4 separate regions of the Homo sapiens genome follow, and regions 2, 3 and 4 are each linked to region 1. A link is a contact called in ENCODE Hi-C or POLR2A ChIA-PET data. All regions are on one chromosome and are shown on one strand. The core of a region is the stretch at or near the end of the contact, and the rest is flanking DNA. Distances in the headings are between cores, read along the strand shown.

Region 1 (5,904 bases), core at 2,252-4,751:
ACACCTGCCACTTCCTCAGCAGAGACCCTAGCGCGTGGGTCACTGCTGGCCCAGACTCCTTCCACGAGCAGGCGAGTGTGCAGGGCCACACCTCATCCAAGAGATGATCACGTTTAGGTTTTTGATGAAAAGCATAGCTCTCAGGTAAATACAGCAGCACCTCTAAGCATATTCTGGGAGGAGTGGGTTTTATGAGGAAGGCACACAAGGAACGCCCAAATTTGCAAGTCCCTTTAAAATGAGCCTGCTCAGAATTGCTGTTTATTCCACAGGTCTGCGCAGGCATGGCACTAAGTGTCCCATGGCACATTTGGCCCTCATGGAGGCCTCAAAAGGGCAGGACCAGCACCCTCTTCTACGGAGGAAGGAACGGGCACAGCAGGTACATGATGTGGTCAAATTAACAAGAGGCAGAGGCCGGGTAAGTGGCTCACGCCTGTAATCCTAGCACTTTGGGAGGCTGAGGCAGGAGGATTGCTTGAGCTCAGGAGTTCAAGACTGGCCTGGGCAAAGTTTAAGACCGGCCTGGGCAACATAGTGAGACCTGGTTTCTATAAAAAATTTAAAAATTAGCTGGGTATGGTGGCGTGTGCCTGTCATCCCAGCAACTCGGGCTGAAGTGGGAGGATTGCTTGAGCCCAGCAGGTTGAGGCTGCAGTGAGCCATGACACTGCCACTGCACTCCAGCCTGGGCGACAAAGCAAGACCATGTATGTCTTTAAAAAAAAAAAAAAAAAGGCAGCCAGGACCTGATGCCAGGTCGACTTGGCTCCAAAACCTGCCCTCTCCTTTTCACAGCCTCCTTTCCTGTGAAATAATAGGGAATTTCTCTAAAGCGCATCGCCCGGTCCCTATGTAAAGACAAAGAAACAGGACTTTGCACGCTCACCTGGCATTAGGGCCAGCACTGTGCTGCAGTTGTGAAGATGGCCACTGGGTTGGGGGTTGTTCTGCACCAAATGGCCCCAGACTCCCTGTCAGTGGCTACTTGTTGCAGCCAGTGGGCCTGAGCTGACCACCCTTATTTATGCTCCTGATGTGCAGCCTTGAATGCATCCTGGGCTGTGGGAGGCAACCAGGCCAGAAGATGACCTTGATAGCTGAGCACTGACCCTTCATCAGCTGTGTGTCCTTACGACCTCCTCCCTTTCTGAGGCCTTCTGTATGTGATGTCATTTGGTGGGTGGCTAAAGTTGCTAGAAGTCTGGCCACCAGGAAGGCCACGACTGTCACACTTTGTGCTTTGCTGCATAAAAAGGGAGTCTCATCATGATCCTCAGGCCTGCTGTGCACACCTGATGGGCATAGCAGCGTTTGCGTCTTGAAAACATTCATTTCACAAACTCCTAGCACACCCAAACCATGCCAGGTTACACACTGGGCACTGAAGAGACCACACATTTGTCAGTTTCCGAAACTCTACTGCCCAGTATTGGAAGAAGAGAGCTGTTAAATCAGGTCCTGCAATGGCAGATAGGCCCCAAGTCCTATGGCAGCAGGGGGCTCAGGCCATGTCTCAAGCTCTGGGAGAAGGTCATGGGGGCAGATGGGTTCTCTGGGTTGGAAGAGCCTTTGGAATTAAAGAGTCCTATGTCCTCATGTTGCAGATGAGAAACTGAAGCGTGAATAAGAAAGGGGACTTGTCCTGACACCAAGTCAGTGGCTGAGTTGGAACCAGAATACCTGTCTCCTAACACTCAGGCCATTGCCTCTTCCAATCTCTGCTAGCTGAGCTTGAAGCCTTAGACTAGTGGGGAACTCACCATCTTCCAGACAGCCTGGGCCCACCCTTTATGTACATGAGAGGGTCTCTTCCTCTGCGCTTGCACATGGAGGCCCTCCCTGGTCCAGGTGGAGGGGCTGCTGTCCCGCAGTGTGGCCCCAGCCTCCACCCCTGCTGCTGGACCAGCTCTCCCCAGGCCCCTCCCTGGGGGTGCAGCACGTGAACTCCAGAGAGGCGCATCCTTGGGCCCATGGGGAGGTGGAACCACTCTGCCAGGCTGTGCCTGTGGATGGGGCGGGCCCAGGATCTGCTTTTAATGACACGGTTTGGGCAGCTGGACTCTGTCTGTTCCAGCAGGTAAATTACAGGCTTAGCAAGTCAGAAATCAAATAAACACTCCAACTCCCAGTGGCTGTTCCAAGGAGAACAGCGGTTTCCGGGAACAGTGGAGGCCGAGACAAACCTCCCCACCCAACTCAGCCTAATTACTGCCTGTCACTCCCTGGGACAGGGACCTTTTCTTTGACTCACAGACCCAAGACACAGGACAGCGCTGGTGGGCACCCAGGGTGACGCCAATTTTGGTGGCCAGCTTGTTCATAACTCCTAGACACAAGCAAACACTGGCAGTCCCCACCCTTGCCCCATGCCTGGCCGGAGACTGCCAGTCACCCTGCTTTGGATGGAATGGATTGCTCTGCAGTGGGGCAGGAGGGGGAACTGAGGTCTTATTGACAATGCCTGGTGGTGGCTGTCTGCAGTTCTGTGCTGAGGCCTGGAGGCCCTGTCCTGGTTCAGTGGGAAAGGTACGTAGGTTGATTACTGACATGAGCCATGGGCAAGGGGAGCAGGCTGCGGGGGCATTTGCTCTGTGCCAGCCTACACTACATGTTGGAGCTGCTGGTCTTGCCTCTGTCTCAGTGCTGAGCCCCAAATGGGTCAGCATGGTAGAGATGGTGGAGGGAACTGGAAGCCCCCAGGATTCTTTGCTCCTGTGGGAGTCATACCTCTTTCCCAGGCAGGAGAAGGGGCAGGCCCAGGGCAAGGGAATACACATGACATAAAATATCCCCAGTGGCCAGGCACGGTGGCTCATGCCTGTCATCCCAACACTTTGGGAGGCCGGGCGGGTGGATCACCTGAGGTCAGGAGTTCAAGACCAGCCTGGCCGATATGGTGAAACCCCGTCTCTACTAAAAATACAAGAATGAGCTGGGCGTGGTGGTGGGCCCCTGTAATCCCAGCTACTCAGGAGGCTGAGGCACGAGAATTGCTTGAACCTGGGAGGCAGAGGTTGCAGTGAGCCAGGATTGCACCACTGCACTCCAGCCTGGGTGACAGAGTGAGACTCTATCTGGAAAAAAAAAAAAAAAATCCCCAGTGGCTTCGTGGGGATGTCCAGCTTATTCTTTTTCTAATATGCTAACTGCACCCTGGACCAAATGAGAAGAATCCCAGAACACACTGTGCTGAGAACATAAGCGTGTCCAATTTTGCCCAGAAATGGCCAGTGTTGTACCTGGGAAGAGGCAGAGCCCTTCTCCTCACACCTAAACCCTCTGGTGAATGGAGAAAAGCTCGGGTCAGCCAACCTCAGACCATCCGGGGCCAGCCACAGTCTGACAGGTCCTAAGATAGGACTTCTGTGCTGACTCCAGACAGTGCAGTCAGCACAGGCTCTGAGGCTGCTGTGTGCCTTAGGCCACCAAAGTGTCGGGCAGAGTGACAGCCACAAACCCCAGGGGAGGGGCACAGAGGTACCGAGAAAGGACCAGAAGCCTGACAGGAAGTAGGCACCGAGAGTGAGGGCCCCTGACACTCCTGCTTGAGCTGTGACAGCATTTAAGGGTTTTCTGCCTCTGCAGGGCCCGATCCAGATGAGAAGGGTGGCTGCAGTAGGGCTGGGCGGGCTGACTCAGTGGCAGCCGCAGGCCTTGACCACCATGTTGCGGTGCTTGCGCAGGATGACGTTGTTGCTGCTGTCATAGTAGAGCACAGAGGTGGCGCTCAGCTTGGTGGGTGCACAGCACGCCTTGGGGACTGCGTTTGGCTTCATCAGGTGCACCTGGCCAGGAAGGGAGCACAGGCAGGGGCATGAGGCCAGTGGCCTCCTCTGAGGACCCACCTAGCCCCGCCCCAGCTCCACCTGCTCCCTGCCCTGGCCATCTCCAAGCCACATGGGAGCAGCACAATAATAAGAATTATTAACAGGAATAAGAGCAGCCCTGAGAGCTCTGGGAGCGGGAGCTGTGGTGGCCCACAGTGCCCAGGGAGGGATACATGGCAGCCCCAGGGTGTGGGGCAGGTGGGCAGGGCACTAATGAGGGGCCTCGAGTCCCAGGCCAAGGGCTCAGACTTCCTCCTGGGGATAATGGGAAGGAGAACCTCATGGCCAGGTTTGTGCCCTTAGTGAGGTCCCCAAGGGGGAACCTGGAAGGACCACTGTCTTCTTATAGCCCTTCAGACCCCCCCAGAGGCTCTGCCTCCCCACACCCTGGCCTCCCTCCCCAGGCTCTGGGAGGCCAGGCCTCGCCCCCTCTCCTGTGCTGCTCCTTCTCCCAGAGGACTGCATCCGCCCTCAGCACTTCAAGGCCCTGCATGTGCCCGCACCTCTCCACTCCCCTGGCTCAGCTTGGACCTCTCTTCTGAACTCCAGACTTGCGGATCCTGCTCCCCTTCCCACTTCTGCACTTGGGGGTCTAATGAGGCCTCAGTGGAACATAGAATTCCTCCCGCCCTGACATCATAGCTCCCGCCTGGGAGGCCTCCTGGATGACTCCTTTCGCCTCCTCCCTTCCCTGAGAGCAGCCCCTGGCTCAACCTCCACCTCCGTGCTGCCTCGGACCACCTGCCCAGTCGAGCTGCCATCACCTGCCAGGTGACCACAGCAGCCCTCACTCATCCCCTGCTCCTCTGCCTTCCACTCCCGCGACCATCAGCCTCCCCAAGCCAGAAAGGTCCTTCTGGAGGGTGACGCAGACCAGGACACTGCTTTGCTGAAGACCTCTGACAGCCTCTGGGGTTGCTTGGAATAAAATCCACCCTCCTTCCCAGGGAACCCCAGGCCCTACGGGAGCTGGCCTGGCTCACCCCGGCATCACCTCCCTCCACTCTCCTCCCCTTCACTGCACCCAGCCCCTCTCCTCCCTGCTGGCCCTGAACTTAGGGCCAGCCTGCTCCTGTCTTAGGGCCTTGCACTTGCTCCTTCTGGAACATTCCTCCTCCAGCTGCTGACGTGCCCCTCCTTGTGTGGAGAGGCTGGGCCCAGTCTCACTCCACTGACGGCACGGCTGCTCTGCTCTTCCTCACAGGAGGTGTCAACTCCACGGTTGGTTTGCTTCTGTGCCCACCGACAGCCTCCCCTAGAGCACAGTGCCTGTTTGCTGCCCTGTAGGCTGTGAGCACTCACTCTAGTTGAGCCCCTGAGGGGCAGGGGCAAGGGCAGAGGAGATGGAGTCCAGGAGCTGCAGGTGCAGTCACCTTCCCATGTACCTCCCACACATGCAGCTGTGAGAACCACACGGCATAAAGGGTGGCTGGGCCAGGCCACCCCACGCGTCCTCATCACCCCTGGGCCTTTCCAAGGAGATGGCTCCAGGTGTCCAGCAAACACCATTTGACTGCCCAGAAAGGAAGTATTATCATAGGCTCAGAGCAGCTTTTGGTAATTTCTTTCCTCTCACACCAAGGCATTGTGTGCGCACGTGTGTGTGTGTGTGTGTGTGTGTGTGTGTTTTAATTTTTATTTTAGAGACAGGGTTTTGCTGTGTTGCTCAGGCTTGTCTTGAACTTCTGGGCTCGTGTGCTGCGATTACAGGGTGAGCCACTGCGCCTGATCAAGGCATCACCGTTGAACCTCCTAAGAGGAAAACATAAGGCTGTGCAATACCAGGAACTGGGATTCTAGGTAAAAACTTCTAGAAGGAAGCCTCGGTGCCAGAATCCGCAAACACACAGAGCACTCAGTGGTGAGCAGCACCAGTGATCCCATCAGAAGCCTGCTTTTGTCCTTTAAGGTTGCCCCAGACACCAAGGCATCAAAAGCCAGGGGATCCAGAGAAAACACAGACAGCCAAGAGAGAAACTGCGGGAAAAAGCCAAAAGGTTGAGAGCCACACCATCTAGAAGCTTCCTGCCTGTGGTGCGGCACAGGTGGGTGAGTGCACACGCACACCCCACAC
Region 2 (5,775 bases), core at 3,108-5,607, 130 kb before region 1:
TGGAAGCAGAAAGATAAGGTGCAGTAAAAGCCATGGATTTCACTGGAGCCATCATTAATAGACACAGACAGCCCTGGGCAATGGAGAAACACTAAGAGTCTAAATTCTATTATTGAAATCACAAATGAGCATCTCAGGCCTGGAAAAAAGCTTTCAGTCACTGGAATAAAAAGCCAGAAATCTGAGGGGCAGTCTTAGGCAGCAGTTACACGGGCCTTCTGATTGTCTTAGAGGTGAGGAGGTGCCCAGGGATGAGGAACATTGAGTGTTGTTCACCAGTAAATTAAAAAGCCAGGTGAACACCAAAGTCCCAGGCCTAACCAGGGAATGCAGCACTGAGGTGGAGCAGCCACGGCTTCTGAAACACTGGACCCCTTTAGCTGAGAGCACCACTTCCCCAACAAGCCCTGCAGAACACTGGTTCCAGGAGATGCCTGCCAGCAAAATCCCAGAGCCAATGGGACTGCTGCTTAGCAGAAAAATGGAAGCCCTGTTACTAAGCACTGAGACTGCTCAGCCAGTTGCAAAACATCCCCCTCTCCTATCTGAGAGCCCAATCAGAGTAGTGGGGATATATCAGAATGTGCCAGAAAAAAATAGAAACTAGCAAGAAGTTCAAAGCCAAGATGGATTTGGCATTATAATGACACTCAATTGGTGTGCACCAGTACAGCCAAACTGATGACTAAAACTTGAAATACCTCCATAGCAGTTGGTAGATAATGCTGCGCTGAGTCCCCTGAATGTCTCCTCGTGGCCTCAGCTGACCTTTCCACTGTGAGCGCTCCATTTTCCCACAATGCAGCCTCTAGGAGGCTGCAGCGGCACTATGGCCAGTGTCTACTCTGTTTTGTGGTGTCCTGGCCATGCTGGTTTAGGGAGGCAAAGTAACTTGTCCAAAGCCATAGAGCTAGTAAGTGGCAGTGCTGGGACTCAAACTCATGTCCATCTGATTCTAGGACCCAGGTTTTCAACCATTTTGTCATACTGCTCATACATATGCATGGAGATAGCCAGAGAAGCTCCATTCTGAGGTCTTCACTAAAGGAGTTTACTTACCTGACAGTTAATATGTTGATTTCCTGCATGGTGAAATGCTGGAATACATTTGAGTGCATGCTTTTATTATAGCTTCCTAAACACCTACAAATAATTTAAATTAGAGCCAAACGTTTGTGAACCCCCAGAAGCACTTCCAAACAATCCCAAGTTTTGAGAAACCCAGTGTGAAGGCCCCTGTTTTGGGCTAATGCAGAGTTTGGCAAACTCTGGGCCCACGGGCCAAATCTGACCCATCACCTGTTTTTGTAAAGAAACTTTGACTGGGGCCAGGCACAGTGGCTCATGCCTGTAATCCCAGCACTTTGGGAGGCCAAGGCGGGTGGATCACAAGGTCAGGAGATCGAGACCATCCTGCCCAACATGATGAAACCCCGTCTCTACTAAAAATACAAAAATTAGCTGGGCGTGGTGGTGCACGCCTGTAGTCCCAGCTACTCGGGAGGCTGAGGCAGGAGGATCACTTGAACCCGGAAGGCGGAGGTTGCAGTGAACCGAGATCACGCCACTGCACTCCAGCCTGGCATCAGGGTGAGACTCCGTCTCAAAGAAAAAAAAAAAGATAAAAGAAACTTTGATTAGAACATAGCCATGCCCATTTGTTTACATATGTTTATGGCTGATTTCACACTGCAACAGCAGAGTTGAATTGTTGCAACAGAGGCTGCAAGCCAAAAATATTTATTATCTGGCCCTTTACAGAAAAATGTGCGGACCCCTGGGCCAAGGCAGACAGCCTGGCTGATGCCTCAGTGGGATGAGCCAGGTCACATCCACCTATGCATCTGTGGGCGGAGGCTGGCTCCACTGCCAAAGGGAAGGGACATGGGGCTCCATGCCCATCTGAAGATTCCAAGTTTTGACTATTTTCAAGCGACCCATGGCTCATGGTAATTTGCAGTTTTGTTGATGCACTGATTTGACTTGAATGTGCTCTCCCAAGCTGATGAGTGAGAGGGCAGGAGCAGGGCCCTTGGCTGGGGATGAGCCCAGCTGGCTGTCCAGCATGGCTTTGTATTCCCGACTCATTTCCTCATGGGGCCTCTTAGGCAATGATCAGCCTAGTAGGTGGATGCGCATTAGCTAAACATGAGTTTTGGATAGATTGAAGTGCCCAGTGTTGATTTCAGCAGCTCCGAGCCAACAAGGTCATCCATGTACTTTCTGTGAAAGCAAGAACAAGTCCGTCGTGAAGAGGGTCCCGTGAGGACTTTAGCCGGTTCAGAAGTTACTGATCAAGTGAGAGAGAAAACTCCTGTAACAGCTGGAATGGCAGTTTCTTGTGGCATGAAGGCACGTGAGCAATAAACACAAATACCCCTCATAATGGAATTGTGGATCAGGAGAATTCTAGGACTCTGCAAATTTAGAGATTTACCAGGCTTCCAGGATCCACTGCAAGAACAGACAGTATGGAAGACGCCCCATCTACAGCCATCATTGCTGTCGCTATGCCATCATGATACTCTTCTCCACTAAGCCCAGACTGGGTCTCAGAATCTTTCTCTATCCAGCATTCCAGGCAGCCACTACCAGCGGGCTGGAGCTGGTGTGAAAGATGAAACCTATTTTGCCATCCCTATTGGTGTTGGGTTTTGCTATCCAAGAGGCATGCAAGGCCCAGAATGTTCATCCTCTGAGGATATGATGCAACTCTGAGGATGTCAGAGCCTCACCTGACTTGGGTAGAACACAAGGAGGTGGATGAATAGCATCGTGTGGCTGGCGGCTTCCCAGATCACGGGTTTTATCTAGTCTTAAAGCAAAACACAAAACCACCTCCTTTCTGCCAGTAGGTGGCACTGCAGGCCGGCACGCAGCTGCTGGCAGTAGTCAAGTGATTCTACCCACTGATTTACTTTTCTCTCCCACTGACTTAGTGCTGCGCTGGACTCTCCCCACGGTTAGCTCTAGCCAGCCAAAAAGGACTTCAGGTGCTCTGGAAATGTTTGCTAAATATGCCCGAGTGACGAGCCGATTGCTCTTGCCGGCAATTACTGTGATTGTGTGTATGGATGCACACATATTAAGTTTGTGCAACAGGATAAAAATCGTACACGTACGTGTATTTATGTGGGTGTGTGTAATGGGCCAGATATCTCAGCCAATGACTCTGTGTGTGTGTGTGTACTCACTATGTGTACAGATGGTTATCTCTGTTAACTGAGTGTCCTGGGACCCACATACTGATGGCCAGCCCTAGGATAGTTGTACCCATTTCCATCATAACATGGGCATTTGCGTATGTGCAGCTTGGGGGCCACCGAGACCAGCCCCCAACCTCTGGCCAAGAAAGTCTTGGCTCCTAACCCTCTGCCTCCTACCCCTACTCCTGAGCCTTGGGAAGGAAGTGGTAGAATCTGTGTAAGGGCAATCCTTTTGACTATACCTGCCTCATCATCTCCATTTGTTTCTTCCCTCCCCCTAACAGTGCCAAGGCCAACGTGTCCAGTTGGGCAGATTGTGCACTGCAAAAATCTAGAGGGCGCCATTGGTATTGTGACATGGGTAGTACCTATTAGACACCTGCACAACCTGCCAACTGTATACAGATGCCCTGGTCATCTCATGGCCATGGCTACGAAAGTTGCCTTCCCTCCCCACTACCAGCCCTGCCCAACCTAGGCAAAGATTCCTGCCTCTGCTTGAGTGTTCTAATGTGGCCCAGAAGTGACTTACCATTGACCTTAATTGGGAAGTATCTCCCTGATGGGCCATCCCCTAGAGGCCTTTGGAATTCCATTTATAAAAGTGAAATGTGGCTGGGAACTTTTCAGTTACTCATCTTTGCAAAGTGAAAGCCTCTGTAAGGCAAACCAAAGCTGTGAAGACTGGGGTCACTGACTCCCACACTCCTGGCCTGTGGGTGAATATATGCCTTCATGGCCATCTGCCACGGAATTAGGGTAAAGGCCTCAAGGCTAGTCTTGTAGCTAACTGCCACCAAGAAGCCACCAAGAAAATCACTGAGGTCACCCTAGACTGGATGCCTGGGCCAGGGTCACAAACCCCAATGCCTACAGGGGCGAGGCAGGAAACATAAATGAGTGGAGAGGATTAAGCCAGTTCTTCACTGAGAATGGAGAACACTGTGGTCTGCCATGGTTGCTGCCACATGGGAATGTGGCCTGAGGTTGCCGGATAGTCCGCCCCATTTTTGAAGAGAAGCTGGGAATCTGGACTTTTAAATGTTGGCAACTATTTTGAATTTAGAAAACACCATCTGGGCCAAATAAAACATATTCTGTAGGCGAGATCCGGCCCTTGAATCTCCAGTTTGCATCCGCTGGCCCAGGCCCAGAGACTTGGGTTTTTAAGACCCAAGTCACTGAGAGTCTGAGGATATTACACTCAGATTCTCAGTGATGGATATTTAAGAGACCTCAGAGATGACCTAGCTCAGCCTTTGTGTGTTCAAAACTGCGTATGTACAAACTTCTTTTTTTTTTTTTTTTTTTTTTTTTTTTTTTTTTTTTGAGACGGAGTCTTGCTCTGTCACTCAGGCTGGAGTGCAGTGGCACAATCTTGGCTCACTGCAACCTCCGCCTCCTGGGGTCAAGCAATTCTCCTGCCTCAGCTTCCTGAGTAGCTGGGATTACAGGTGCCCGCCACCATGCCCAGCTAATTTTTTGTATTTTTAGTAGAGATGGGGTTTCACCATATTGGCCAGGCTGGTCTCGAACTCCTGACCTCAGGTGATCCACCAGCCTCTGCCTCCCAAAGTGCTGGGATTACAGGCGTGAGCCACCACACTCGGCCTACGAACTTCTTTATTAATGTAATAGCGCACATATACTTAACTTCTGGTTTCTACTTAAGAGCATCTCAATAACCTCCGATATAGAATACGATGAAAAATGAAACCTGTGTGCATAATGTGCTTGTATCTACCTGTCAGAAGCCCTTTGCTTTGATAGCATTTGCTGCCTCAGTCTTCCTCATCACCCAACCTCTCTGGGTTGCTTGTTATGATAAACCTAAGTGCCTCCGTAAATGGTTAGAGCATGTGTTTCTTCGTCTTTGTGACTTCCCTTGTCTGGGAATAAGACTGCTTGTACTTCTCCCAGCTTTGCCCTCTTTGGCCTACTAGTAGCACACCCCATCGATCCAGACCTGTCTGGCTCTTTGTAACATTTACCTGGTCACATGATAAAGGGTGCTGAGTGCTTGCCAGTGTGGGTCCCTGTCACTTCTCATGCATGTCCTATACCTTAATTTTACCACATGTGCTTCTGCTTCTTAAAAGCCATTCAAATAAATGGAGAGGGTTTTAATTAACTTACGTTGTCTTGTTTTTTCCCCACAATTGTATTCACAAACTGGCATATGGCCCCTCATGAAATGCTAATGGTGACGTAGGTAATGAAGAGGCCTGGGACCCGATTCATCCACTAGTGCTGGGATCTTTCTGTAGAATCTGTCCCAGCACATGAAGACCACCCTGAGGGGAGATTCCGCAATGGACAGCAGCCTGAGAGCATCAGAAGGCAAGCTTCCCCCAACAGGGCTCCTCACATGGACTCGGTGTTCCCATCTGGAACTACCAAGGGTGGGGATGGAGAGGGAGGAAGAGAAGATGAGAAAGGATGTGAGATGAAGGAAGAAGGGGATAACTCAGACTCCAGCCCTCACATCATTCTTCTTCCTGCACCCCAGGGTCTTCCTACACCCCAGGGTCTTCCTGCACCTCAAAGTGTCTGCAGAGCAGGAATCCAA
Region 3 (6,340 bases), core at 965-3,464, 71 kb before region 1:
GGGAATATTATACGACCTTGAAAAAGAAAGGAAATCCAGTCACATGCTGCAACATGGATGAACCTCAAGAACATTATGCTAAGTGAAATAAGCCAGTCACAAAAGGACAAACACTGTATGATTACACTCATGTGAAGAATCTAAAGCAGTCAAAATTACAGAAGCAGAAAGTGGAAAGGTGGTTGCTGAGGGTGGAGGTGGGGGAGGGAGAATTCATGTTTAGTAGATACACAGTTTCAGTTTTGCAGCGAGAAAAAGTCCTAGATGTCTGTTTCACAAGCCTTTAAATACACTTAAGGCTACTGAACCTGCCCTTAAAATGGGTCAGAGGGTAAACAATGTTACGTGTTTTTTTTAAGTACATAGAAGTCATCATTTAAACCATTTTAAAGTACACAACTCAGTGGTTTTTAGTATATGCAGATGTTTTGCAACCACCACCACTGCCTAATTCTGGAACATTTTTATCACCCAAAAAGGAGCCCAGCACCCATTAATCAGCCACTTGTGTTCTCCTCTTCCCCCTTGGCAACCACTAATCTGCTTTCTGTCTCTGGATTTGCCTATTCTGTGTAAATGTAGTCATGTAATAGGTAGCCTTTTGCATCTGGCTTCTGTCACTTAAGATGTCTTCAAGGTTGATCTGGCGGGGCACGGTGGCTCACGCCTGTAATCCCAGCACTTTGGGAGGCCGAGGTGGGTGGATCACCTGAGGTCAGGAGTTCGAGACCAGCCTGGCCAACATAGTGGAACCCTGTCTCTACTAAAAATACAAAAAATTAGCTGGACGTAGTGGCAGGTGCCTGTAATCCTAGCTACTCGGGAGACTGAGACAGGAGAATCGCTTGAACCCAGGAATTGCTTGAACCCAGGAGACGGAGTTTGCAGTGAGCCGAGATCATGCCATTGCACTCCAGCCTGGGCAACAAGAGCAAAACTCTGTCTCAAAAAAAAAAAAAAGAAAGAAAGAAATAAGCCAGTCACAAAAGGACAAATACTGTATGATTACACTCATGTGAAGAATCTAAAGCAGTCAAAATTATAGAAGCAGAAAGTGGAAAGGTGATTGCTGAGTGTGGAGGTGGGGGAGGGAGAATTCATGTTTAGTAGATACACAGTTTCAGTTTTGCAGCCAGAAAAAGTCCTAGATGTCTGTTTCACAAGCCTTTAAATACACTTAAGGCTACTGAACCTGCACTTAAAATGGGTCAGAGGGTAAACAATGTTATGTGTTTTTTCAAGTACATAGAAGTCATCATTTTAACCATTTTAAAGTATATAATTCAGTGTTTTTTCTGTTGTTTAGAAGCAACCCAAAAATGGTCATTGATGATGCAACAATAAAGAAAATGTGGTTTATTCACATAGGAGAATATTATACGACCTTGAAAAAGAAAGGAAAACCATCTTAGTGGTGGTTGCAGATGTTTTGCAACCACCACCACTGCCTAATTCTAGAACATTTTTATCACCCCAAAAAGGAGTCCCACACCCGTTAATCAGCCACTTGTATTCTGCTCTTCCCCGTTGGCAACCACTAATCTGCTTCTGTCTCTGTGGATTTGCCTATTCTGTATAAATGTAGTCATATAATACGTAGCCTTTTGCATCTAGCTTCTGTCACTTAAAATGTGTTCAAGGTTGATCACACAGGGTGTGGTGGCTCACGCCTGTAATCCCAGCACTTTGGGAGGCCTAAGCAGGCAGATTGCTTGAGCCCAGGAGTTCGAGACCTGCCTGGGTGACATGGCAAAACCTCATCTCTACAAAAAATACAAAAATTAGCCAGGTGTGGTGGTGCGTGCCTGTAGTCCCAGCTACTTGCGAGGCTAAGGTGGGAGGATGGCTTGAGCCCAGGAGGTAGAGGTGGTAGTGAGCAGAGATCGCACCACTGCACTGCAGCCTGGGTGACAGACCCAGAGCCTGTCTCAAAAAAAAAAAAAAAAAAAAAAAAGGGCCGATCCATGTTAGCATGGATTGGCACTTGATTTATTTTTATTGCTTAATAATATTTCATTATATGGATAGGCCACATTTTGTTTATCCATTTATCAGTTGATGGACGTTTGGATTGTTTCCATTTTTTTTTTTTTTTGGCTGTGAGGAATAATGCTTCCATTAACACACATTCTGTTTTGCTCATCGAAATAGATTGGAAGGAAACACATCAGATTAGTAGTAACAACTGCTCCTGGGATTGAAAGGAGGGGAGGAATTGGACTGGGCAGAGGAACAAAGGGAACTTCAGCTCTGTCTATGATGCTCTATTTGTTTTATATAAAAAAAAATCTGAAGCAAAAATGTTAACAGTTGCTTATTCTGAGTGGTAAGCACATGGGCGTTAGTTAAGTTCACCTCTGAGCTTTCTATATTTTAAATGTTTAAACTAAAACAATGCATACTCTGGACCTATGCCTTCCTATAGCATAAGGGGGTTGTGGGGTCCAGGATAAGCAAACATTGAAGTGTGGGGAGAGGCCAGGAGGAAGAGGCCAAGCCATGGCTAGGGGGCGCAGGCTTGAGGCCCTTTGAGACCCAAGGCAGAAACTCTGACCCCACCCGCATGGCTCTTCTGGGACCCTTCCCCTGCCCAGGAAGAGGTCCTAGATCTAATCTCCATGACTCCTCAAAGAAAAGCCAGCACAAGGTCCAAGCTGGGAGAGACTGTCCTGACCCCATGTCTCCTGCCTTCTCTGCGTGCTCTGAAAGGGGTCATCCACCCCAGTGTCCTTACTTTCCACCTTCCTCAATCTTCTGCTCAGGATCAGCTACATCATTTGTGAGGCCAGGTGCAAAATGACAGCGTGGAGCCCCTTGTTCGAAGGCTGATGCCGAGGCAATTCCTAACTCCACAGGGGCAGCCACAATCTGAGTGGTGTCAACATGCCAGGGACTGAGGCAGGAGCCACCAGGGTGAGTAACTGGGTGCATGCATCTGTTCGCACATGCTGCATTCAGATGAGTGCTTAGCACGTGCCTGGCCCGGCTGGGCCCTGAGCATAGAGGGTGAGCAAGACACAGTCCAGCTTTGAGAAGCTTACATTCTAGAGGGGGCATAGATGTAATCACAGACACACAAGAGATCATCACAAATGGCAGTAAGTGCTATGAAGAAAAAGTAGAAGGACCATGAGATAACGACGGCAGGGTCCCCTGATCACGAGACTCCCAGGGAGGGACACTGGAGCCACGATCTGAGGGCCATTATTTTAGCAAAAGATGGGAATATAGTGCAAGGGTGAGATTGGGAAGAGCATTCCAGAACGTTCCTGGCAGATGAGCATGTGACATCTTCAAGGACCTGCAAGACCAGTGTAGCTAGAGCCAGGGAGGGAGGGACAGACAGCCCCCGATGAAACTGAAGAGAGGTCTAATTTCCTGAGCCTTGTTCTAGTACCATCGATGGTGGCTCCTCTTGTACTATCATTTCTTTAATATTTTTCTTTAAATTGGCTCCCTTTATATCCTCCTAAGCAAGAATATTCATGAAATTAAAGAATGACATAACACTTCTATTTTTCTAATTCACAGGTGAAATTTTAAAATGTCCTTCCACATCCACCTAAAATTGTCCACCTTATCACCTCAGTTTGGAAAAGACTTTTGCCAGCTCCTTTCTTAAGAGCCTTGGGAAGCCTCTAGCAGGATTTCAGCTGGGTGAGAGGCTGGCGACATGGTCTCACTTACATTTCTGAAAAAGGACTCTGTCTACCATGTGTAGAGTGGATTACAGGGGAGACGGAGAAGGAGGCTGTTGCAGGCATCCGGGAGGAACCACTGGGGGATCAGATTTGGGTGTTCAGGAGGAGAAGGGAGCTGGGCTTTCCCACCAGTGCCCACACAAGCCCTGCCCTCCAAAACCAAAATCTTCTTTCTTTTGTGTCCTTGTGCTGACTCAAGGCCAGTTCAGTGGGTTCTCCTGTGATCCTCCTGTGATCCTCCTGTCTCAGTGTCAGCTCCAGGATTCAGGACGGTGTGTCCAGTGCCCCTGTGAGAGCCCAGATCCCTGGGCCAGTCAGGCTGACCACAGTCGGGACTTTGGGTCACACCCAGTCAGGCCCTGTGGTCTCCAGTGCAGCAACAACAGCATCCACAGACAGGCCACTCTGTGCATGTTTCAGGAACTGAGTTATATGATTTCTTTCTTTCTCTCTCTCTCTTTCTCTTTCTTTCTTTCTTTTGATATAGCCTGGCTCTGTCACCCAGACTGGGGTGCAGTGGTGTGAACACAGTTCACTGCAGCCTCAAACTCCTGGGCTCAAATGATCCTCCCACCTCAGCCTCCCGAGTAGGTAGGACTGCAGGTGTGTGCCACCACACCTGGCGAATTTTTTTTTTTTTTTTTTTTTTTAGAGATAGGGTCTTACTATGTTGTCCAGGCTAGTGAATTCCTGGGTTCATGTGATCCTCCCAGCTCAGAAGTTATATGATGTCTATCACTCTATCACCTACGTATTGATGACCCCTAAGTCTACATGGCCCAAAGTCCACACCCTTAACCACTGGGCCATACTGCTTTTTTTCCCTCATGACCTATCCCTCATAGCCTTCCTCACTCCCAAGCTTTCTACCTTCAGGAAGACTTGACTCCCTCTGACATTGCTTCCCTAAGGGCTTCTGTCAGCTCTCCCAGCCTCCTCTGGGAAGGGCCCTTCCCCATTGCTGCTTCTAAACCATTGCTCCTCCATCTCCTGCAAAACAACAAAATCTCTCCGCTTTTAAGACTGCTGCAAAACTGCCCTGTACTCCTCCAGTTCACAAGGTATATGATGAAGGAGTTGGGGAAGGGGGATGCGCCAATGTGCCCACCATGAGCTAGATACCAGGGTGCAATGGTGACCAAGAGTGACACAACCTGGCACCCCCCATGCAGTGGGGAAAGGAAGCAATTCCAGGACGTCCACCCAAAGAAGGGAAGGAAGGCTTTCTAGAGCAGGCGATTTCTGAGCTGAAGATTTCAAAAAGACTGGAGCAATGCTGGAAGGTGGTAAGCACAGTCATGGATTGGAGAAGGAGGGAGAGGAAAGCAGAGACAAGGAAAAGACAGTTTTGGAAGCCTTTGTTAAGACATTTAAAGTTTACTCTGGGCCTGGCATGATGGCTCATGCCTGCGATCCTAGCACTTTGGGAGGCCAAGACGGGTGGATCACCTGAGGTCAGGAGTTCAAGACCAGCCTGACTAACATGGCGAAACCTCATCTCTAATAAAAATACAAAAATTACCCTGGCGTGGTGGTGGGCGCCTGTAATCCCAGCTACTCAGGAGCCTGAGGCAGGAGAATCACTTGAACTCGGGGGGCGGGGGCAGAGGTTGCAGTGAGCCAAGATCACGCCACTTCACTCCAGCCTGGGTGAAAGAATGAAACTCCATCTCAAGGAAAAAAAAAAACAAAGTTTACTCTGAAGGCAATGGAGAGTTACTGAAGCAATTGAGCAGGACTGGATTTAGATTTGTTTATTTATGCATACATACATATGTATATAAACATACATACACACGCACACACACGCACACATACTTATTTAGAGACAAGGTCTCACTGTGTTGCCCAGACTGGAGTGCAGTGGTGTGCTCATAGCTCACTACGGCTTCTAATTCCTGGGCTCATGCAGTCCTCTCACTGGGACTATAGGCAGGCACCATCATGCTCAGATAATTTTGTGTGTGTGTGTGTGTGTGTGTGTGTGTGGAGGCAGGGGTCTTGCTGTGTTGCCCAGGCTGGTCTCAAACTCCTGGCTGCAAATGATCCTCCTGCCTTGGCCTCCTAAAGTGTCTGGATTACAGGTGTGAGTCACTTTGCCCAGCCTGGATTTGCATTTTAGAAAGATGCTGGCTGGGCGCGGTGGCTCACGCCTGTAATTCCAGCACTTTGGGAGGCTGAGGCAGGCAGATCACCTGAGGTCAGGAGTTTGAGACCACCCTGACCAACATGGAGAAACCCTGTCTCTACTCAAAATACAAAATTAGCCAGGCGTGGTGGTGCATGCCTGTAATCCCAGCTACTCGGGAGGCTGAGGCAGGAGAATCGCTTGAACCCAGGAGGCAGAGGTTGCAGTGAGCCGAGATCAGGCCATTGCACTCCAGCCTGGGCAACAAGAGCAAAACTCCATCTCAAAAAAAAAAAAAGGGAAAGAAAAGAAAAGAAAGAAAAACAAAAAGAAAGAAAGATGCCTCTGGCTGCTGTGGGAGAATGGAAGGGGGTGGGAAGAGACCCAGGCTGAGAGACTGTTTGGAGTGGAAGGGAGAATTAGGATAGGCCTAGGGATCCCATGAGGTATGAGCAGGATGTGGCTGGATGGGGGAGTAGAGTGAAAAGAGAAACAGGTTTATGCCCAGGCT
Region 4 (5,943 bases), core at 2,264-4,763, 130 kb after region 1:
TGAAAGAGGTCTCTGGGTTGAATCACCCCCTCTTTTTTGAGACACAGTCTCACTCTGTCACCCAGGTGGAGTGCAATGGTGCGATCTTGGCTCACTGCAACCTCTACCTCCCAGGTTCAAGCGATTCTCCTGCCTCAGCCTCCTATGTAGCTGGAATTATAGGCACCCACCACCAAGCCTGGCTAATTTTTGTATTTTTAGTAGAGACGGGGTTTTACCATGTTGGCCAGGCTAGTTTTGAACTCCTGACCTCAAGTGATCTGCCTGCCTTGGCCTCCCAAAGTGCTGGGATTACGGGCGTGAGCCACTGCGTCCAGCCCCTGCTCCTCAATATTAGAAAAGAAGGCAGAATAAATAATACAGAGAGAAGAGATTTCTAAAAACCATCTCTTTCATTTCGTTACTAAGGAAAATTCTTATCATTGATGACAAAGAAACAAACAGCTTAGGTATGAATTTAAAGAATTAGACCAAAACCAGAGCTTATCCTTTGGGAATGAATTGCAAGATGACAGAGATATTAAATGGTTCACTTGATAAATACAATTAATTCAAGATGGAGAAAATCTAAGGCACATATAATTTCTTTGAATTATCTTCTTTCCTTGACTCATATATACACATGACCAAATGTTAAAAACATTAAAAACACATATTTGCTGAAACTGTAAAGAATTAAAGACTTTCTGTAAAACATCTCAATCTGGTATGAGATTGGCAGACAGATGAATTATATCTGTATTTTAAGCTGCTTGCTTCTGAAACTCTGCCGATATTTTTTGGCTCAGCCCTCAATGTTTTAATTAAAGATTGATTAATATTAAGAGATGTCTTTCCTAAAGATGCTGACTTAGTAGTTGCCATTGTACGGTAACAGAGGAAGATAACATGGTCTATGATAAAAGCTAATTAGGCCAAAATCCCTGAGATCATTAGAGCTGATCTAATGGGCAACTGAGTGGCTGGGGAAGTCACTGAGCTGGTAATGTCTTCTGGTTAATTCTGGTTAATGATTTGAAAATAATATGAATTTGTAGAGCATACAAGCCAAGGCCAAAATGGTCTCAGAAAAACCTGCTGGTTGTAGGATTCTGATAGAAATGCATAAATGAATTAATGAATAAATAAATATGTATGTATATGTATGTGTACATAAAATATATTTTAAGCTGTGTTGAATCATGACCTAAACTTGCCTATTATTCCCACTCTAGGGCTAGAAATAAGCCCTATTGTTCCCACAAAAACTGCTCAGGAAGGCTCTCTATCCATCCACTTGTTTCATTGTTATCAAACTAATTTTACTTTATCCTCATAATTTCCATTTTTCCAATTTTCAAGAAGAAAATAATCTGGTGCTGGGCCTTAGATCAAGTCTTCTGGAGAATGATGATCCCTAGGCACAAAGAGGGGTAACTGTTCTTATTAAAAAGATTTCACAGGCTTGATACAATGGCTCATGTTTATAACCCCAGCATTTTGGGAGGCTGAGGTGGGCGGATCACTTGAGCTCAGGAGTTCAAGACTAGCCTGGGCAACGTGGTAAAACCCCATCTCTACAAAAGATACAAAAATTAGCTGGGTGTGGTGGTGCATGCCTGTAATCCCAGCTACTTGTAGGGGCTGAGGCAGGAGGATCGCTTGAGCCTAGGAGGTTGAGGCTGCAGTGAGCCATGATCATGCCACTGCACTTCAGGCTTGATTGACAAAGTGAGACCCTGTCTCAAAAACAAACAAACAAACAAACAAAAAATGAAAAAAAAAAAGATTTCACAATATTCTAATTTATATGTCTAGATAAGCTTCTTTTTAAAAAAAAGCATATTATCATCTAGTGAGCTGAGCACCAAATATAAGCCTAATACTTTTAGATATATCACTTCATTTAATTTTCATAAAAATCCTAAAGGTATGATTTACCAATATTTGTATTTTACAGTTAAAGTAAGTAAGATTCAGAGAGGTTAAGTAATTTCCCTGAAGGTCACTCAGCTAGTAAATGATAGAGCCAGGATTCAAACCTGGATACTTCTGACTAGAACTTGTATTCAGTTTTTTTCACTACACCAAACTGTCAACTAATTGAGTAAGTAGCAATGACTCTGTGCATAAGAAGTAGCACATTTCTTTCTTAGTTTTGCCCTCTTATACTGAAAAAAGATTGTGTTCCCTTAACATATACTAACTAGCAGAGAAGGAAGGAAGCCCAGAAGAAAGATGGAGAACTGAGGAAATCAGGCTAAGATTAGAATTTCTTCAGGACACACAAGGATATATACCTCAAGTCTTGCAGAGTAGATAGCATTTTGAATCCTAGAGCTCACATGGCTTATGAGAAATAAAGAATGTTCATCCAGTCAGTCAAATATTGTCTCATCTCCAACTGTGTATATACCAATATGCTAACTACATTAAGGGACACAAAAGTGAATTAACTGAGGGGATAGGACAAATGGATATAATCAGAAAATGTCAAAATTAGGTGGTATGTGATAAAAGCCAAGTGAGTTATACATTGTAAATGATTAAGAGATCAGGAGTAGTGAGCTGGGGAGATCAAAAGCCTTTATAAGGCCGGGCATGGTGGCTCACGCCTATAATCCCAGCACTTTGGGAGGCCGAGGTGGGTGGATCACCTGAGGTCAGGAGTTCGAGACCAGCCTGGCCAACGTGGCGAAACCCTGTCTCTACTAAAAATACAAAAAAATTAGCCAGGCAAGATGGTGCGTGCCTGTAATCCCAGATACTTGGGAGGCTGAGGCAAGAGAATCGCTTGAACCTGGGAGTCAGAAATTGCAGTGAGCCGAGATCGCACCACTGCACTCCAGCCTGGGTGACAGAGCCAGAATCCATCTCAAAAAAAAAAAAAAAAAAAAAGCTTTATAAAGAAGTGGACTTGAGCTATGACTTCAGAAATCAAATACCTAAAATGTATAAGGAGTGTCTGGGGTAACTGGATGTAGTGTATGGTCTATATAGGAAATAACACTGGAAAGATAGTGGGGATCAAATACATCCAAGACTGGAGACACAGAAATAGGCTAGTTCTGAAGGATACAACCATTTATCAGATCAGATGGCCTTCGAATTGCTTTGGGGGAAGGATAAGCACTTACAGAAAGAACTGTGAATACAGACAGAAGGTCAGGAAATCATTTTGGAGATGAAAATTTTAGAGGGCTATAGCATAATTTATGTCTGTTTTTTTCCCATAGGAACCATGTATGTATATGCTAGCTATCCAATCACACCAGCTCTCTGCATTCTTAACAGAGGGTCCTTTGTTCCAAACAGTAAGGCTCAAAAGAAACATAGTCTGATAAAATCACACTGAGATCAGTACTCCCAGCTGGTGCAAGGGCTGATGCCATTCCATAACACACCCTACAGGAAGCAGCCTGAGATACACAGCTGATTGATTTCCACAGCAGGAGCCTTGTGGCAGTGTGGGGTGGGGACTGGTCAGGCATAGAGAAAATTCTTCAGTCGCTGACTCAGATTAGTTCCCCAAGATCCTGACTCTATCTGTGTAAGTCACTCCCGGAAGCAACACTATTTCTTAACTAATTTTCTTAAAAGGAGAGGAAAACCACAGAAGCACCCCCAGCGAGTGGAACTATTTAATCAGTTAACTCTTACTTGTCATGGGATCTGAAGATGGCAAAAATCAAATTCCCTAGCTTTCTAGAAGTAAGCTGAATAATTCTTTCATTGTAAGGGGCCGTCATCCTGTGTATTGTAGGTTGTTTCGCAGCACTTACTAGATGCCAGTAGCAGCTTTTCCAGTCATAACAATAAAAAATGTCTCTGGGCCAGGCACTGTGGCTCATTCCTGTAATACCAGCACTCTGAGAGGCTGAGGTAGGCAGATCATTTGAGCTCAGGAGTTCAAGGCCGGCCTTGGCAACATGGTGAAACTCTATCTCTACAAAAAATACAAAAATTAGCCAGGAATGGCAGCATGCACCTGTAATTCCAGCTACTTGTGGGGCTGAGGCAGGAGGATCACTTGAGACTGGGAGGTCGAGGCTGCAGTGAGCCATGATTGTGCCACTGCACTCTAGCCTGGGTGATGGGAGTGAAACTGTTTAAAAAAAAAAAAAAAAAAAGGAGTGGCGGGGAGTGGGAGTCTCTGCAAAGCTATGCTTGGTTGACAACCACTGGTGTAGCATAAACTTTGGTGCCAAACAGACCTTCCCAATCCCAACTCTAATATTTACTTGCTATGTGGCTCGAACAAGTTATTTTAACCTCTTCAAGTCTTAAGTTTTCTTATCTGCAAAATAGGATTTTAAATGTCTGATTTAGAGTTTTTTTCAGAGATCATTTAGACTCAGATCTTTCTTACTGCATTTACCACTACATCAGTACCACTGTAATTCTCTGTATCTGTTTCCCTTACTATAGATGGTCTCTGACTTAACAATGGTTCAACTGAAGATTTTTCAACTTTATGATGGTGAAAGTGATATGCATTCAGTAGAAACCATACTTCAAGTACCCAATCATTCAGTTTCTCTATTTCAGTACAATATTCAATAAATTACATGAGCGAGTCAGCACTTTATTATAAAATAGGCTTTCTGATAGATGATTTTGCCTAACTGTAGGCTAATGTAAGTGTCTGAGTATGTTTAAGGTAGGCTAAGCTGAGCTATGATGGTCAGTAGCTACTTTTTTTTTTTTTTGGAACGAAGTTTCGCTCGTTGCCCAGGCTGGAGCGCAATGGCATGATCTCAGCTCACTGCAACCTCTGCCTCCCGGGTTCAAGCAATTCTCCTGCCTCAGCCTCCTGAGTAGCTGGGATTACAGGCGCTCGCCACCACGCCCGGCTAATTTTTGTATATTTAGTAGAGACCGGGTTTCACCATGTTGACCAGGCTGGTCTTGAACTTCTGACCTCAGGTGATCCACCCACCTCGGCCTCCCAAAGTGCTGAGATGACAGGCATGAGCCACCATACCCGGCTGTCAGTAGGTACATTAAATGCATTTCTGACTTACAATAGTTTCGAGTTATGATGGGTTTTTCCAGACATAATTTCACTGTAAGTCAAGGCACATCTGTACACTGTTAACTAGAGACTATCTGAGACTCCAGTACCCACCACAAGGACTAGCACAGAGCAACTGCCCAGTAAGGATGGGTTAAAAGGAATATGGAATCACTTCCTTTTAACCTCCATCCATGAACCATCACCATGTGTAGCAAAGATCCATATTTCAAATGACATGACTGGTGGTAGAAAAATAGTTTATGACGTCCTAGAGAGTAAGTGTATTCCATTAACCTTCTATAGTCAATAAGAGAGACTCGTAGTTGAAAAGCACTTAGTGGTGGCAAAGTAGGGAGGGTGCACATTCTACCCATAGCTGGGTTTTTCCAACTGGGACAGCTGAGACTTGTGAAGAATCCATTCAGCAGGAGACAGCCCTTTACAGTGATGGTTTGGTGCAGTGACCTGACACAACTCCCTGTGGAAGTCATTTTATTCCTAGTAAACCAGCAACTCTAACAATAAACGGCCCTTCAAAGAAACTCATCGTACTTCCTAGAAGCTCATAGCTTATTAGCGAGCTTGAAAGTGCCCAGGATATTTTTCTGAAGCTCCAGAACCAGCCTAAGGCTGAGACCATTTACCATTCATTTCTAGGCACAGTGAGGATCAGTCCTTTTCTGCAAGTCTGTGCTTATCTTAACCATGTTTACTAATCAACTACTAAACGATCAATACATACAAGTTCTGCACAGGATACATTCTAGTTTTTCTGGAAATATATTTCTTCCTTCTTATACAAATGATAAATCTTAGTTGTGAATGCTACATACTGATACTGTATGTGAAGAATTTTAGTAAACTCAAATCCAACTGCTCAGTCCTTTTCTTTGGTTACAGATATATTTGTTTGTTGCTTTTTTTTTTTTTTTTGAGATGGAGTCTCG

What was found. Hi-C counts contacts between places; a loop is a spot of excess contacts on that map. ChIA-PET counts read pairs that join two places held with the same protein, here RNA polymerase II (POLR2A). Pooled maps may share reads with other maps.
Region 2: a loop to region 1 is called in a pooled map, with 2.4 times the contacts of the local background. The contact joins two enhancer-like sites. A Hi-C loop is called at or near these places in 1 of 168 maps with a recorded cell type or tissue (PC-9), 3 of 37 single-sample maps with no recorded cell type and 8 of 50 pooled maps. POLR2A ChIA-PET finds 5 or more read pairs at or near these places in 1 of 52 experiments (AG04450).
Region 3: a loop to region 1 is called in a pooled map, with 3 times the contacts of the local background. The contact joins two enhancer-like sites. A Hi-C loop is called at or near these places in 1 of 168 maps with a recorded cell type or tissue (PC-9) and 5 of 50 pooled maps. POLR2A ChIA-PET finds 5 or more read pairs at or near these places in 1 of 52 experiments (PC-9).
Region 4: a loop to region 1 is called in a pooled map, with 2.0 times the contacts of the local background. The contact joins two enhancer-like sites. A Hi-C loop is called at or near these places in 1 of 168 maps with a recorded cell type or tissue (B cell), 9 of 37 single-sample maps with no recorded cell type and 6 of 50 pooled maps. POLR2A ChIA-PET finds 5 or more read pairs at or near these places in 2 of 52 experiments (CD8-positive, alpha-beta memory T cell and OCI-LY7).

The regions. Positions count from the first base shown.
Region 1 is chr1:39,523,533-39,529,436 of GRCh38, reverse strand. It overlaps BMP8A (bone morphogenetic protein 8a), which reads right to left. Exons shown (of 7, transcript NM_181809.4): 7 at 1-3,788. The coding sequence ends at 3,639. It also overlaps the pseudogene PPIEL. Among named protein-coding and RNA genes, the nearest start is that of BMP8A, 35 kb to the right of the region's middle. RefSeq lists an enhancer at 5,821-5,904. Within about 2 kb of position 3,501, at least 4 of the 41 ENCODE cell types and tissues checked have a DNase peak (open chromatin) inside an H3K27ac peak, as active enhancers do; they include B cell, where a contact is called at or near this core.
Region 2 is chr1:39,650,791-39,656,565 of GRCh38, reverse strand. It overlaps NT5C1A (5'-nucleotidase, cytosolic IA), which reads left to right. Exons shown (of 6, transcript NM_032526.3): 6 at 1-5,337. Among named protein-coding and RNA genes, the nearest start is that of HEYL, 14 kb to the right of the region's middle. Within about 2 kb of position 4,357, at least 8 of the 41 ENCODE cell types and tissues checked have a DNase peak (open chromatin) inside an H3K27ac peak, as active enhancers do.
Region 3 is chr1:39,592,962-39,599,301 of GRCh38, reverse strand. No RefSeq gene overlaps it. Among named protein-coding and RNA genes, the nearest start is that of PABPC4, 19 kb to the right of the region's middle. RefSeq lists silencers at 584-713, 1,464-1,553. Within about 2 kb of position 2,214, at least 2 of the 41 ENCODE cell types and tissues checked have a DNase peak (open chromatin) inside an H3K27ac peak, as active enhancers do.
Region 4 is chr1:39,396,306-39,402,248 of GRCh38, reverse strand. All of the region lies in intron 58 of MACF1 (microtubule actin crosslinking factor 1), which reads right to left. Among named protein-coding and RNA genes, the nearest start is that of BMP8A, 92 kb to the left of the region's middle. Within about 2 kb of position 3,513, at least 33 of the 41 ENCODE cell types and tissues checked have a DNase peak (open chromatin) inside an H3K27ac peak, as active enhancers do; they include B cell, where a contact is called at or near this core.